Regions from separate parts of the Homo sapiens genome. Here all the other regions are linked to region 2. A link is a loop called in an ENCODE intact Hi-C map of the cell type or tissue named here. Cell type or tissue: endothelial cell of umbilical vein. All regions are shown on one strand.

Evidence for each region. A loop is a pair of places that touch in the nucleus more often than their neighbours do. Peaks named below come from ENCODE experiments on the same cell type or tissue, not always from the same donor. Only the 100,000 strongest peaks of a DNase experiment are listed, where the experiment ranks them.
Region 1: a loop joins it to region 2, with 3 times the contacts of the local background. A loop is called at or near these places in 2 of 110 quality-filtered maps.
Region 3: it touches region 2 in a loop (3-fold over the local background); 3 of 110 quality-filtered maps call a loop at or near these places.

Annotation. Positions count from the first base shown.
Region 1 is chr2:182,130,005-182,135,004 of GRCh38, reverse strand. It overlaps a transcript of PPP1R1C not described here. Among named protein-coding and RNA genes, the nearest start is that of PPP1R1C, 150 kb to the right of the region's middle. In endothelial cell of umbilical vein, no CTCF peak of the experiment used is centred here; DNase peaks (open chromatin) are centred at 1,574, 2,204 and 2,774; H3K27ac peaks cover 2,554 bases.
Region 2 is chr2:181,901,592-181,906,591 of GRCh38, reverse strand. ITPRID2 (ITPR interacting domain containing 2) reads right to left here. Exons shown (of 18, transcript NM_001130445.3): 8 at 4,126-4,826. Among named protein-coding and RNA genes, the nearest start is that of ITPRID2, 12 kb to the right of the region's middle. In endothelial cell of umbilical vein, a CTCF peak has its summit at 2,328 (motif pointing right); a DNase peak (open chromatin) is centred at 2,361; H3K27ac peaks cover 1,172 bases.
Region 3 is chr2:182,646,761-182,651,760 of GRCh38, reverse strand. It overlaps a transcript of PDE1A not described here. Among named protein-coding and RNA genes, the nearest start is that of DNAJC10, 67 kb to the left of the region's middle. In endothelial cell of umbilical vein, CTCF peaks have their summits at 816 (motif pointing right) and 2,273 (motif pointing right); DNase peaks (open chromatin) are centred at 880 and 2,390.

The DNA of each region.
Region 1 (5,000 bases), 230 kb before region 2:
TTTGGCTTCTCTTTCCAGCTCTTTTTACTTAGTCTTTTCTGTATACAGTTGTTATGCTAAATCTCCCTAATGAATTCTTTGGAAATATTGCTCCTTTTCTTAAAAACAATTTCTCCTTGTCTACATCAGAGGTCAGCAAAATTTTTCTGTAAAGGGTCAGATAGTAAATATTTTAGGCTTTGGAAGCCACATACCATTATACCACCCTCATCCTGCTGCTCCTCCTCCCCCTCTTCTCCTTTCCTTTCTCCTCCTCCTTCATCATTTTCTTCTCCTCCTCCTTCTGTTTCTTCTGATCCTTCTCCTTTCTCTTCCTTTTCTCCTTCACAACCATTTAAAAGTGTAAACTATTCTTAGCTGGTGGGGAGAGAGCATGCAAAGACCAGCTACATGGCAAATTTGGCCCACAGGCCTGCTCTGCACAGCACTACTATTTCAGGTCAAAGAACTTGGTACCCTAGGAAAAAGAATGAGGCTGCTTCTGCCAGGGACAGTCACCCCAGGAGCTCCAGCTTCTCCAGGCCCTGCTAGCCACCCTGAGGACTGCAAATGTCACTATCTATCTCCAGCACACCTGCCACTCATTCCCAGTACACACATCCGTTTGGAAGGCCTGGCTACAGCACTGGTTCTCAACCCTTAGCATGCATCAACATGGCCTTAAGGGTTTGTTAAACTACAGAAGTCTAAGCCCCATCCCCAGAGACTCTGATTCAGTAGTTCTGGGATGGGCCTGAAGCAAAGCTAATGCTGGTAGACTGGGGATCTCACTTTGAGAGCCACTGGCCAGCAGGTAAAGCTTAAACTCCTTAGCATAATTTTCAAAGCCCCTCACAGCCTAACCCAGCCCATTTTCAGTCTAGCCTTCATTACAGTATTCACTGTTCCTGATGCCTTTGCACTGAGTGCCTCTTCTACCTGAGTCTTGCTGCTCCCTTTGTCATCTTTACCTGTCCCTGTCCCTTCTTCCTCTAAGGATCTGTGCATTTGCCTGCTCTCTTGCAAAGCCTCTTCTCATTCCTCTAACCAGAACTCCATCTCCTCTTTGGATGAACACTGATCTGCTATCCCTCTGTGCGAAAGAATTGCAGCTCTCTGTCATACACTTGCTGCTAGATTTTTAGGGAAAAAAGCACTGAGTTTTACACACTGTAAATGTTCAGTAAATATTTGTGGAATAAATGGATGTGAATAAATGAATGAAGGCAGGAAGGAAAAGTGTATTATTATTTGTCCTGCTTGGTATGTGATTGAGTCAGTCCTTTTCAGATAACATCTCCAGTTAATTTAGTCAAAATAAGACCCACTTTTCAAGCACTTTAGATCTGCAAAATCCCAAAAGCCATTTATGTTTTTTTTCTCAGAGCAGACAAATGGGGAGTGCATCAATTCTTAATAGCATACTAAAAGCAAACCTGAATTATGTGAGAGAAACAGTAAGATCTCTTCATCTCTCTCTTGTCTGTATGCTTGGGGAGTTGGGTCTGCTGGTGTAGAGATATGTTCATAACAGCAAATCCTAAACTTTGCTAAGAAGAAAAGTTCACATTTCCTAGTTGATTTCCTACAGCCTTGACGATTAATAATGGGAACCATACAGGATTTAGAACAATAATGACTAATTCTTAGTCATTGGTGGTTGGTAGCTGCTAACTGTAACATTTTCTAATCTGAAGACATTTCTTAACCATTAATACTTTGATAGAATGGTAAAATAATGACAAAGAATATTTAAAGGGTCCAGACAGTATCTGACCCATTTTTTGGCCCTTGATGAACAGAAAATAATATTATTTTGTATTTATCCAGATACCATTAAATTTGTTACATTTTATGTGGAAGACTTGAGGCAAGAAATATCTCACCCAAGATAGCTCATGAAATTTGGCCTTCAGTTCAATTTTGGACTTCACTTTGTCACTTACCAGTGCTGTGGTCTTGGACAAGCCTAAATTTTTTCATCTATAAAATGGAAATAATTAAAGTGCCTATCTAATAGGTACTTTTGGAATGATTAAGTGAAATGTTCTATACAAGGTGCTGAGAATATCACCTGACACATAGAAAAACAGAAATAATATGAGCTATACAAATAAAAACCTACCTAGAGCTTCACCCCTTTCTTTTAAAATTAATTGATATTTACAGTTTCAAGAGCATAGCATGGCTTTAACTTTAGTAGCAATATCTTAAAAGTCCACATGATGGAGAGGTTGCTCCATGCAGAGTAGACCAGCCATTCCATAGTAAAGATTATATTATCATTAATTTACCACTTATGTCCTTGCTTGAGAGGAAGGCTAAATTATACATATATATTAATTAGATACAGAGAGAGATTAATATATAGATTTATATATATATGTGTAGGTAGATATGTTGATTTGTTCACTGGTTGCTATATCATGTAGATATTCTATTTGGGGGAACAATTTTAATGCAAATATTAAACAGAAAAATATCAACATAAAGATAAAATAACAGTAACCTTTGTATTTCCTAGACAGCTCGTTAAATAAAAAATATCTTCAGACATCCAGGTGCACTGAGAAGCAACAATAGCAATTTCTCAAAGAGGAAAACTATGTACACATACACATACACACACACACACAAACACACACACACACACACACACAGCAGCAAACTCCCCCAATTTCATGGACTCCTCATTAGCAAAACAAGCTTTCTGCAGAGGAAATGAAAAAGGAAGGGACTTTTCATAAGTGGAAACTGTCCATGTGAGAGGAACAGACTCATTCAACAAGCATGGTAAGTCAGCTGCAGTCTAAAAGTCGAGTGTGTCAACACTGAAATCACCATCAAACCTTTCCTCAGACAGAAATGGGGGCAAAAGGAAAATAGCCATGGTGCAAAAGACGCGTTCATGTGGAAATGACTTAGCAGCAGTGGACAGGAAGCTGCTAAGAATAAGTTGTGTGGCCAGAGAGGGAGAGGGAAGGAGCTGGCCTTGCCCTCCCTCGGGTCCTCTCCCTCTGGCTATCTTTCTCTTTTCACCGGAGGCACCCTTTGTGAGGACCTCCTCACCTCTGTTACTGTGTCCAGTTTACTCTGGATGTCCTCCTCTGTTCTCACCTGGCTTCTCCCTAACAGACAAGAATATGGAAATTATAACTTTGGGAGGTATTTGTTTAGTAAAGTGTTTTTCTGTTTTTGTTTTGTTTTGTTTTGAGATGGAGTCTCGCTCTGTCACCCAGGCTGGAGTGCAGTGGCGCGATATCGGCTCACTGCAACCTCCAACTCCAGGGACAGTGACTGCAACCTCCAGCTCTGCCAGGGACAGTCACCCCAGGATCTCCAGCTTCCCTAGGCCCTGCTAGCCACCCTGGGGACTAATAATTCTCCTGCCTCAGCCTCCTGAGTAGCTGGGACTAAAGGCACATGCCACCATGCCCGGCTAATTTTTGTGTTTTTAGTAGAGACAGGGTTTCACCATGTGGCCAGGCTATTCTCAAACACCTGACCTCAAGTGATCTGCCAGCCTTGGCCTCACAAAGTGCTGGGATTACAGGCTTGAGCCACTGCACCTGGCCCTTTAGTAAAGTTTTATTTCTCTGTGCTTAATTTAATAGAAATCAGGTTAAATTTCTTCTCTATCTTTCCTTTAGAAACCTTCTTTTTTATTTCCATACAGCAAAACATTTTATGAATATACATATATACATATTTAGTGTACATTTTATATATATGTGTATATATACATATTTTGCATACACATACATGTGTATATAGAAATGTATACAAGCACATATATAAATTATAGACACAAACACACACACACACTGCTCAATAGAAAAAAAATTTAACTCCACATTGCACAATGAAAGAAAACAAGGAGATTAATTTTGGCAACTGTATTTTCCCCAGAATATTGCATTAAATTATCTTCTACAGATATAGTTGTGGGTGTTTATGATGACAATGTCTATTTTTTAACACTGTTCTGCCAATACGACAAAAAACTTACTTTGAAAAATCTTATTTAGGTACTAACCAGTTCCAATTAACTCCTTCCTATATATTCCATTTATTCTGACAATAAAAGTGTGTAGCTCGAGCTTGTTATCATAGGCAAGTCCAGGATTTAGTAGTATCATTCCTGTCTTAGAATTGACCTTCATGTCATTTTAATTTTTAAACTATTGGGTGTTCTCAAAAGCAAATAAAGGACCAATGTAATATTTAAAACACTTGACAAATGTAACAAACAAGTGACAAATTCAAAACAGAAAAATCTATGTTTCATTAGGGTAAAAGAAGAGAGCAACATATAATTAGTCTGCTTAGGAAAACACATCCACAGAATATATGCTGCAGGAGAAATGTAACAGGAGACTCACTCATCTACTGCAAGGCTTTGAAAAATGTTGGTATCTGTAAACAATAAAGAAAGAAAAGATATTCTTCTCTAATTATTAAAGAGATGTTCAACCATCTGCAAACTATTTTTTTAAGTTCTTGTTGTTCCCTTCCTTTGATTCATGCAAAGCCATGTTGTACCTTTGCTACTTTTGAGAATAATGGGACTTTGAAGTCAATTAAACTCATTCCTCAGCTTGAAGGGAGCAGCAGGTAGAATGTTGTCTTTGGCTCCTCATTAAGTAGTATATTGTTCCTTTCAATGATCTAATATCTACAGCATAATCCACAATTCCGCAGGTAGGTCTGGGTGATTATGCTTTTTCATATTTTATTTCTTTGGCAATACAAAGTCTAAGAGTAGGAAGTAAAAGTTAGTACTTAAATCCTGGGGCAAGTAGGGAGGATAATAATAATGAACAATTTGTGAAATTATTTTTATTTTTATTTTGCAACTTATGAGAAATCAAGAAAGGGAAACAAATTAAAGATTGATGCCTTGTTCTTTAAGAAAAGGTTATACCTAAGATTGTCATAAACTCAGCAATTCTCTCATTTTACATGATAAAGGTTATTTTTAAAATATAGATTTAGACATAGGAAACATTTTTAAATGAACC
Region 2 (5,000 bases):
ATTTTAAAACTATTTGTAGAGACAAGTCATGCTATGTTGTCCAGGCTGGTCTCTAACTTCTGGGCTCAAGTGATCCTCCTGCCTCAGCCTCCACACAGTGCTGGGATTACAGGTGTGAATCACCATGCTCAGCCTCAAAATTAAAATTAACAGCAAAATTAAAATTAAAATTTCTACCTCATAGGTCCTTGGGGTGATCAAATGTAACTGTAAGTCAAAGTACTTTCAAACAGTAAAGTAGTAAGAATGTACAACAGGAGATCCTCCTCTGCCATCCTCCACTGACACCCGCTGTGCTCCTTCCCCCTGTGAAGCACTGATATCAAAAGGAATATTATAGCCCTCAGAAAGATGGTGAAGAACCACTGCTATAAAACAATATCAAATGAGGGAGGGGATGCTTCCTCATTTGTAAAGGGAAGAAACTAGAAAATGAATAAAGTATCTCTTTCCGTACTAGTTTATGATTCTATAAATTACTTGCAAATGTTTATCTTAAACAAATACTATCGAGTTTTACACATACACACAAAAATATCATTTATTTTTACTGTCAGGTAAATTTTCAATAAAAATTGACTAAGGTCTTTTAGGTAAATATCAAATAACAAAACAGTGGTTAATTGGGCTTTAGAGTAGCAGATATCTGTGCATGTCATATGTTAGAGTTCATATTCCAGGGCAGGCTTATCTTCAAAACATACACAGTTACATTTAAAAGGCCAAAGGAACAACTTAATTATCTGTCAAATATCTGACTGATGTGGGATTATTTTAACTCAGACCAATAAACATAGAAAAATCCTAAAACTTAACAGCTAAAAATGAGAAGTCAAGTACATTAGTTAAATCAATAATTAGTATGAAGACAGGATTAGAAACAGTTACTAACACATCAGTAGCTTAAAAAAGATTATGTGTATATCCAATAATGGTTATATTTAAATAAAAATTCATTTAAAGGTCAAGAAGACCACACAGTCAACTTCTTACAGAAATGCTGAGATAAAAGTTCTCCTTCTTAAGTTTTTCCTTTACATCTAAAAGATGAACATCTGCTTGAGAAGGATCATTTTGGTTTAACTTGTGAATCATTCACACTACTAATCTATGGCTTCAGAGAGTTACCATGACGTATTCAAAATAAGCCATTCAAGAAGAACACAAGAATTAATGAAGCAAGTCATTTGGAATAATTAGAAATTCAAGAACAGGATTTAATAACTTTTTATAAATAGTTATAGGCTGGGTGTGGTGGCTCACACCTGTAATCCCAGCATTTTGGGAGGCCGAGGTGGTCAGATCACGAGGTCAGGAGTTTGAGACCAGCCTGGCCAACGTAGTGAAACCCCATCTCTACTAAAAATACAAAAAATTAGCTGGCTGTGGTGGTATGTGCCTGTAATCCCAGCTACTCAGGAAGCTGAGGCAGGAGAATTACATGAACCCAGGAGGCAGACGTTGCAGTTAGCCAAGATTGCACCACTGCACTCCCGGGTGACAATGCGCGACTCCGTCTCAAAAAAAAAAAAAAAAGAAAAAACATCGTTATAAACATTCATAACTATTTTAAACAGTCTACAAGACACTTTATAAGGCAAGTTGACTTTTAACTGAAAGTCTCTGGCCTTTTCCTTTTCTAACATAAGAAACAGACACTTCATTGTACCAGGCCAGGAGCAGTCTCATCATCTATTTAGCTCTCTTTACATTTAAGTATTTTGTCTCTTTGCTTCTGGTGACTGTTGGATCTTACCTCTTGTCTCAGATGGATTAGGCAGCTTCATGCAGTCAACATATCTGCAACATTTTCTCCTTCCTAGCTTCCTAAAGCAGCTCATGCTCAGATAATGTTTCTGAGAACTGATTTACTGAGACAGAGGGAGCTCTAACTTATATTTACTCATGGTTTTCACAAGAAGAAAATTCCCAGCAAGAATCAAACCTCATGGAAAGAGGTCCAAAAGAAAAATAGCAACAAACTACACTGAATAGGATCTAAAAGTCAGTTTCAATAAGATTGTTCTCTTCATTTGTCAATATGATTCAAGTGTTTGGGAGAAGAGGAAATTAAAGTTAACACATTATTTCCTTTATCCATTGTTCTACAAGCTCTCTTTAATGTTCCCTTAGGGATGAAAACACACTTCCAGGAGGTTTTTATCCATATTTTAAATATATCTGAAGATACATTATTTTCTTTAAAATTCCCCATATTTACAATGTAGCTGTGGTCGACCATAAATTCATTTAAAAAAAAAATCTCCCATTATTCTTCCACCAATGCATGTAATCTTGTACTTCAAAAAAATGTTCACGTCAATGCTACATTGCTTTCTTCATTAACCTTTTTTGCCAGTAGAGGGGGCAAAAAACCCCCAGACTATCATTAAAGGTTAACTTGCCACAAAAGTACATCTAGCACTTTATAAGTGTTTAAAAAACCTTTTGTGTATGGCATCTTAAAAAATTTTAAAAACTACAGCTTAGAATTCAGGAATTTTAGAAATTAAAAATAAACTTCCTTGACTTCTTTGAAGAGTGACTTACTTGAAAATATGAGTGTTGTTCACTCGGAGTCGCCAATATCAGATTTGCAATTACCTAACATAATTTGTTTAGATCTTTATGCTCTGCTATTGTATTAAACAAGGAAATTAACTGCCATATCTAATTGTCATAGAAGAGGGCCCTAATGGTAGGCAAAAATTTACACTTTAATTATGAGTGCTGGAACAAGTTTAGACCAAAACAAAGTCAAAAAGTTATCAGAGTGAAAAAGAACAAACAGAGGTTTTAATGTAGTCATCACAGTCATCTTCCATACTCATTACGATGAGAAATAAATTATACCAGGAGGTAAAAAGATAGAAGAAATATAAACATATACAAAGAAATAAAAGAAAAAAAGCTCAAAATGTAAAATATTCCAAGGTGCTGCTCCTACTCCCTTTTTATTTCACTATTCAGTTGTAATTAAAGTATTAACAGACCACAAAAAGGCAAAAATCTGTATCAGCAACTGAAATTTTACAATAAATGAAAAATCTTCACTAATCTGAGGGAGGGAGGGAGGGAGCAAGAGAGAGAGACACTCACCTAAGAGGACATTTATGAGCTGAATCAATTATTTCATTTTCTAATTCCCTAAAATAATGGTGTGTGATGTTAAAACTACTGTGAACTATTACTAAAACGCATCTAATGTAATAAATTACAAAAGACAAATTGCGCATTATATAATTTATAGCCACAACTCTTCATTAGCATACATATGCCTCAGTTTCCTCATGTATAAAATGAGACCACTACCATGTGCCTCACAGACTGCAATGAAGTACTTCAAGAGCCAAGAACAGTGCCCAGCACAGGGTAGATGCTTGGTAAAATCAGTTTTCCTGCCCCAAGCTATTCAGCTCCTACTATTCAGAAGCAGTTTTAGCTGAACCTCATTCAAAATAAGTATCTTTTATCTTTTCCAATTAAAAATTTATGTTAACTATCAGGTATATTACTGGACACAAATAACAAGTAACCAAACATTGGTCTTTTGGGCTTGCAGAAACCCTATTCAGTGGCCTTTCAAACCTGCTAATTCTAGGGTCCCTATCCTCCCCATGCAGGTACGTAATATCTTCATGTTCTTTCCAGTCATATAACAAGAACTATCCCCAAAGCCGCCTTCACATATCCTTACCACTGAGATATGTTAAGAAAAGCTTGCCCAAAGGCATACAGTCATTCAGTGGCAGACAAAACTCAAAGCCCTGTTTGATTTCAAAGCCTGTGTTTCTAACTATTATGCAATATTGCTTTGAATTTAAATATACTCTCTCAGGGCTTTCTTGAGCATCAAAATCTTACCCTTGAGAGAGAAAAGAGGGTTAAGGTTCAAATATCAACTAGTGGATAAAGATCTGGAGGAGTTACTGAACTGTCCCATTACCTCGACATCACATTATCCTGAGACCAATTCTTGGTTTGTGAAACATAAACCTGGAAAGTCAAAATTAGAATAAATTTTTCTAGTATAAATCTATTAGCTACCTCTCATTTTATAAGCATTTTTGGTACTTTTTTTCCTAGTCTGCAACTTGAAACCAGTCTCAGTAATTTTTTACCTACCTCTTCCATTTCGAAGGAGTCCTTCTGCTGTGTCATTATATTTCTTATGGATGGTATTGTCAGTGGTGCACAAGGCTCTTTTTCAGGTGTGGATATATGGACACTTTTCAGCTCACTGCTATTTTCCAGCTCACTGTGGCTGGATATGTTGAAATCACTATCTAATTTGGATTCTACAATACCAGATTCCTCACCCAGTTTACTCTCATGACTTTGAGTTTCTTTACTTTGTTCATTTTCAGTTCCTTGGTTAAAATTACTATTTGCTTCATCAGAAATTCTATCACTATCAGCATTCTCCGTAACAGCTGCTGAACTACCAGAGACTTCTTCTTTAACTGTAGCCAACATAGAAGATGACTCTTTCTTCTTCATAATTTTTTGAGACTTTTGATCGTTTTTATTGCCACTTTCTTCAATCACTGAAACATTTAGAATCTTTCCTTTTTCAGCTGATGGAGAAGGACTACTACTTTCTCCTTTCTCTGTTTTATCAACACATAAATTCAGTTTTGAGAGTGTTTTCATTAAACGATTTGCAGTGTTACTTCGAGTTAAAGGTGGAGGTGGGTCTGTCTCCTTGTTAGAGGTCACTGAGGACATACTTCCAATTCTCTGCAGGGGCGTCCCGGAGACTTGAGAATATAAAGAAGAAAACGCATTGGCCACAGTAGTAAGCACTTCAATTTGACGAAAACGGCCTACCAAAAGAAACAATATTAATGATATGTTTATATTTATATATATACATACACATATATTAAATGCATATTATTGTTTAGAATTCCAAAAACTACACTTAGATCACAAAGATTATAAAACCCTATTTTTTCCTCATCTAACACTTAAACCTTCTCTACATTCACTGGGTGGGA
Region 3 (5,000 bases), 750 kb before region 2:
CACCTATGTGTAAAAGCGTTTATTAGTTACCCAAATGCGTTGTATAAATTTTAGGTAGAAGCCTCAAATGTTAGATTAACAAATATTGTTTCCCTTTTGGTAACTTATGGACTGAAATGAATGTATAAGTTTTTAAAAAGTGCACACAAAAGATGAAATAGTCATACTGATATTAGAATTCCTTTGAATAAATTTGTATGTGTAGGACATAGAAAGTAGAATACAAATTAACACATTTTCAATACAAATCTTTAATATTTTTGTCTGTTCTAACTATGTAGATAGGTAATGTTCAAAGAGATTTCTCTTGGGAGGAAAAAGATCATACTAAATTTTGTAAAGAGATACATTTTTGTAGCAGCAATAGTCAAATTTTTCACATTTCTCAATTTCAATGACTGCAGCCAGAAATGATCAAATTATCTACCCCCCTAATTTGGCATTAAAAATACAAGGCCAGGTGTGGTGGCTCATACCTGTAATCCTAGCACTTTGGGAGGCCAAGGCGGGTGGACCACTTGAGGTCAGGAGTTCAAGACCAGGCTGGCCAACATGGTGAACCCCTATCTCTACTAAAAATACAAAAATTGGCTGGGTGTGATGGCAGGTGCCTGTAATCCCAGCTACTCAGGAGTCTGAGGCAGGGGAATTGCCTGAACCTGGGAGGCAGAGGTTGCAGTGAGTAAAGATCATGCCATTGCACTCCAGTCTGGGCAACAAGAGCGAAACTCCATCTGGAAAAAAACAAAACAAAACAAAACAAAAACCCAAAAAACAAAACACAAATAAGACTCTAGAGGGCACTCTACTCCTATTGTTTTTCAAGAAGCCTTTTTAAATGTAACATGAAGGCAGATATTTAAAAGTCATTGTGAATACTTCCAAGAAGGTTAGAATTCTTACGCAAGATCTTGAATATCAGTTGTCAGCATGGAGCAGTGGGATTTTCCTGTTCTCTTTCAAGTGTTTTCAGTTGGGATGGTTTAAGTTCTTTAATGCCGAGGATACAATTAATTTCTCAAGAGAGTATACTTACGTTAAAAAAGTTAGAGTTACAATATGTATAGGTATAATTGTTATCCCTACATTACTTTATGACATTTTACTTAATTACCTTGTATAACTGTTATTACTACTACTGTCATTTTTATCATTATTGTAGACATGAAATCAGAATTTTGAGATGCTTTCTGGGGAATAAGGTTATCAAAGTGTTTTGATTCAAGTAGCCTGGTTCTTCCCTATTTCCATGCACATGAAATGTATATAGGAGGGCCTCATTCCTAGGTTATAGTAGGTGCTAACTGAATGTTCCTTAAGTCTGAATCTGAAGTTAAAAAAATAACTTTTAATGTTATTGAATACATCACACTACATATTTGTATCTGTGCTCTCTGCTCTGGGCCATTCATGTTAAAACCTGGTCTCCTGGGATTTTATTTAGCCCAGAGACCAGTTTTGCTTGTTAGTAGGTTTTTAAAAATCTGAGTTAGACTGCATTTCAGTGATTGCATTCTAAATACTAAACAATACTTGCGTTTTCCCATAGTCTGAGACCCTGTGCCCTTATACATTTCCTCATCTACCTGGCACCTAAAGCCATGTGTGTTTTAAACCTATGGATAGATCTAGGATCTTTTTGCTGGCAGCAGATGTCTCTCTCTCTCTTTTTTGGAGAGAGAGTCTCGCTCTATCACCTAGGCTGGAGTACGATCACACCTAGATATGATCACAGCTCACTGCAGCCTCAAACTCCTGGGCTCAAGTGATCCTCTTATCTCAACCTTCCGAGTAGCTGAGACTACAAGCATGAGCTACCATGTCTGGCTAATTTAAAAAAAAATTTTTTTGTAGGCCGGGCACAGTGGCTCACACCTGTAATCCCAGCACTTTGGGAGGCTGAGGTGGATGGATCACAAGGTCAGGAGTTTAAGACCAGCCTGGCCAAGATGGTGAAACCCTGTTTCTACTAAAAATACAAAAATTAGCCGGACGTGGTGGCAGGCGCCTGTAATCCCAGCTACTTGGGAGGCTGAGGCAAATAATTGCCTAAACCTGGGAGGCAGAGGTTGCAGTGAACTGAGATTGCGCCCCTGCAATCAAGCCTGGGTGAAAAAGCGAGACTCCATCTCAATTTTTTTTTTTTTTTTTTTGTATAGAGTGGGGTCTTGGTATATTGCCCAGGCTGGTCTCGAACTGCTGGGCTCAAGAGACCCTCCCACCTTGGCCTCCCAAAGTGCTGGAATTACAATTGTCAGCCACTGCTCCCGGCCAGTAGATGTCTCTCTTGAACATCATTTCATGATTGAACAAGGTTTACCTGCCCCCTGAAAAAACCTCTTTAGCTTCCTGCGTCTCTCTATGTTCTACGGCTGGGACTTTATTCCTATTTGTAGGCTCAACTTTCCTACCTCTGACCAAGGGGAACTGAAGTGTTAGGAATAGCTCATGTTGCTTTTCCTATTCTGATTTTGGTTTCTGTGCTAATAACTTATGTTGCACAAAGCTGCTACCACATACCCTGTCGCCAGGCAGTGGGTACCAAGATTGTTTTTAATATGTCTGAATCTTATCTTGGTAATCTCTCAGCTATCCAGTTTCTTCTCAACTAACTCACATCTCATTTTCTTCTTTCTATGCCTGAAGATGATAGTTTCAGATGTATTCTAGGCCACCAGAGGGGCCTGCTACCTGCTGCCACTTACACACACCTCACAATTTTTCCATTCTACATTCCCATTGCTGTGTTTCCCCACCCACTTGTAGGGACACCTCTTGTTTGACTGTCCTGATATGAGCACTTGCTCTGGTACCCTTTACCTAGTAGCAATAATTGCTCATATTTAGGTGGCACTTTCAAACACCAGCTCTGATAATAACATCTATAAACTGGATATCATCACTTCTTTTGTATAGATGATAAAAATGTGACTGGAAGTGTTGGCATTTGCACCCATGTCTTCATATTACAGGTATTAGGATGCTTTGTTGGTGTTTATTTAAATTAATTGCAACTGGCTTTAACTGCCTTGTCTTGAATTTTTTTTTTTTTTTTTTTAAAGAGACAGGGTCTTGCTCTGCCACCCAGGCTGAGTGCAGTAACATGATTATGACTCACTGCAGCCTCAATCTCCTGGGATCAAGTGATCCTCCTCCCTCAGCCTCCCAGGCAGCTAGGACTCCAGGCATGCACCAGTGCACCACTACATCCAGGTAATTTTTTTAATTTTTTTTTTTTTTTTTTTTTTTGTGGGGACAGGGTCTTGCTTGCTCTGTTGTCCAGGCTGGTCTCAAACTCCTGGCCACAAGGGATCCTCCAGCCTCAGCTTCCTAAGTGCTGGGATTACAGGTGTGAGCCACTGTGCCCAGCCTGGACTTATTACTGCATCTACTTAAGCTCTTGCCACAAACTGTGAGGCCTTAATGTTTTTGTTCTGCTCGTCTGAATCAGAGCTCCTATTCTGACTCCAACAACTGGACCGTCTTATTAAGAATGAGGCTTACTACTCGCAAGGCTCAGAATGTCCCAACAAGCCCATAGAAACATCTTTTTAGCTACAGTGCTAGCTCAAACTTACCTGATGAGGAACACGTGAGGCACTTGTTATATGCACAGATTGCCAGGTTACCAGGTTTCTTCTCCAATATACTATGGTTTTTCCAATATACCATGGTTTAGTAGGTCCGGGCTGAGGCCTGAGAGTTTTTTAAACAAGTGTTCTAGTCAGTTCTTATCTTCAAGCAAATTTGAAAATCAGCTTTCTAGAGGAAAGTCTCTCAGAAGGATGTGAGGTTAACCTGCCGATACTCACCTCACTTCCTTTCCTGTGCCTTTTTTTTTCCTCAGTAAATTTGGGCATCTTTCTCTCCCTTTTTTGTCCTCCTCTGCCTAGCTCTTCCTGTCAATGACAGAATTTCATTTAATTGTTTATCAGCTCACTGTGTAATTTGGGTTTCGAAAGCCAATTTTTCTACAGAGGCTTCTTATGCTAAATTGAACTGGAGTAAATGATTCTGAAATTGTAGCCACCAAGATGATTTAGTCTTTACTGTAGCATCGTATCTTTAAAAGCCATACACTAATGAAAGGTTTTGGAACCAGATGGTGTTCAACTTAAGTCTTATCTGCTCAGAAAAAGGTGATATGTCTTTTCCTAAGTGACTCCATTTTATCCCTGCAGAAGCTGCTGATTATCTCGATAGTCTGTCTCAATAACTATCTCAATAACTCTTAATAGACTACCTCAATAACCCTTAAATTGAATTCCATGAGGCTCTTGGCACATTATAAAAACAAAGCACATAAAGATACCATAGGAAAAATGACAAATTATATGATTGTTATTGTATTAAGTTGTTCTGGGAAGGTGTACGATCCAATCTAATCTAACTATGCTTTATTGGAAAGAGACCAGAAATAAATTCTGATCTTGAAAACTGCTGATCCATCCATTCAGTAATCTATCTTGTCAAGATCCCTCATCTGTGCAAGCATCACCCTAATAGAGCATATGGAAAGGTACAGGGACACAGGTGAGTGCACGCAGTGATGTCCCCTGAGAGAAGAGACTTCCTGGGGTGAAGTCATTTTGGAGGTTTTGTTGTGCTGAGGGGCTGGTCCTCAGCTGGACAGCCTTAAAAATCCTAATTCGGTCAGTTCCACAGGTGGGTTCAACATTGTTAAAAACAAAGAAACAAACTCCCAACAAATTCTTAAAACTAATGCAAAAAGTCATCGTGCCAATCTCTTACTTTACCATTATCTGTGTGATAAGAACTGGAATCCAATTATCAGCATGGCCACATCTGCTTTGTCTCCACGCAGGCCTAGATGGAAACCAGTTTATTACCAGAGAGCCTGATGGCTAAATTTACTGCTTTTTCTTGACACCATCTGTGTAGGCACTGCCAATGTTTTCAAAAGAGTCTCCTATGATTTTTTAGCTGATCTTTCATTCTGCTTAATACATAATTTCTTCAGCAATATTACTACCTTTAAT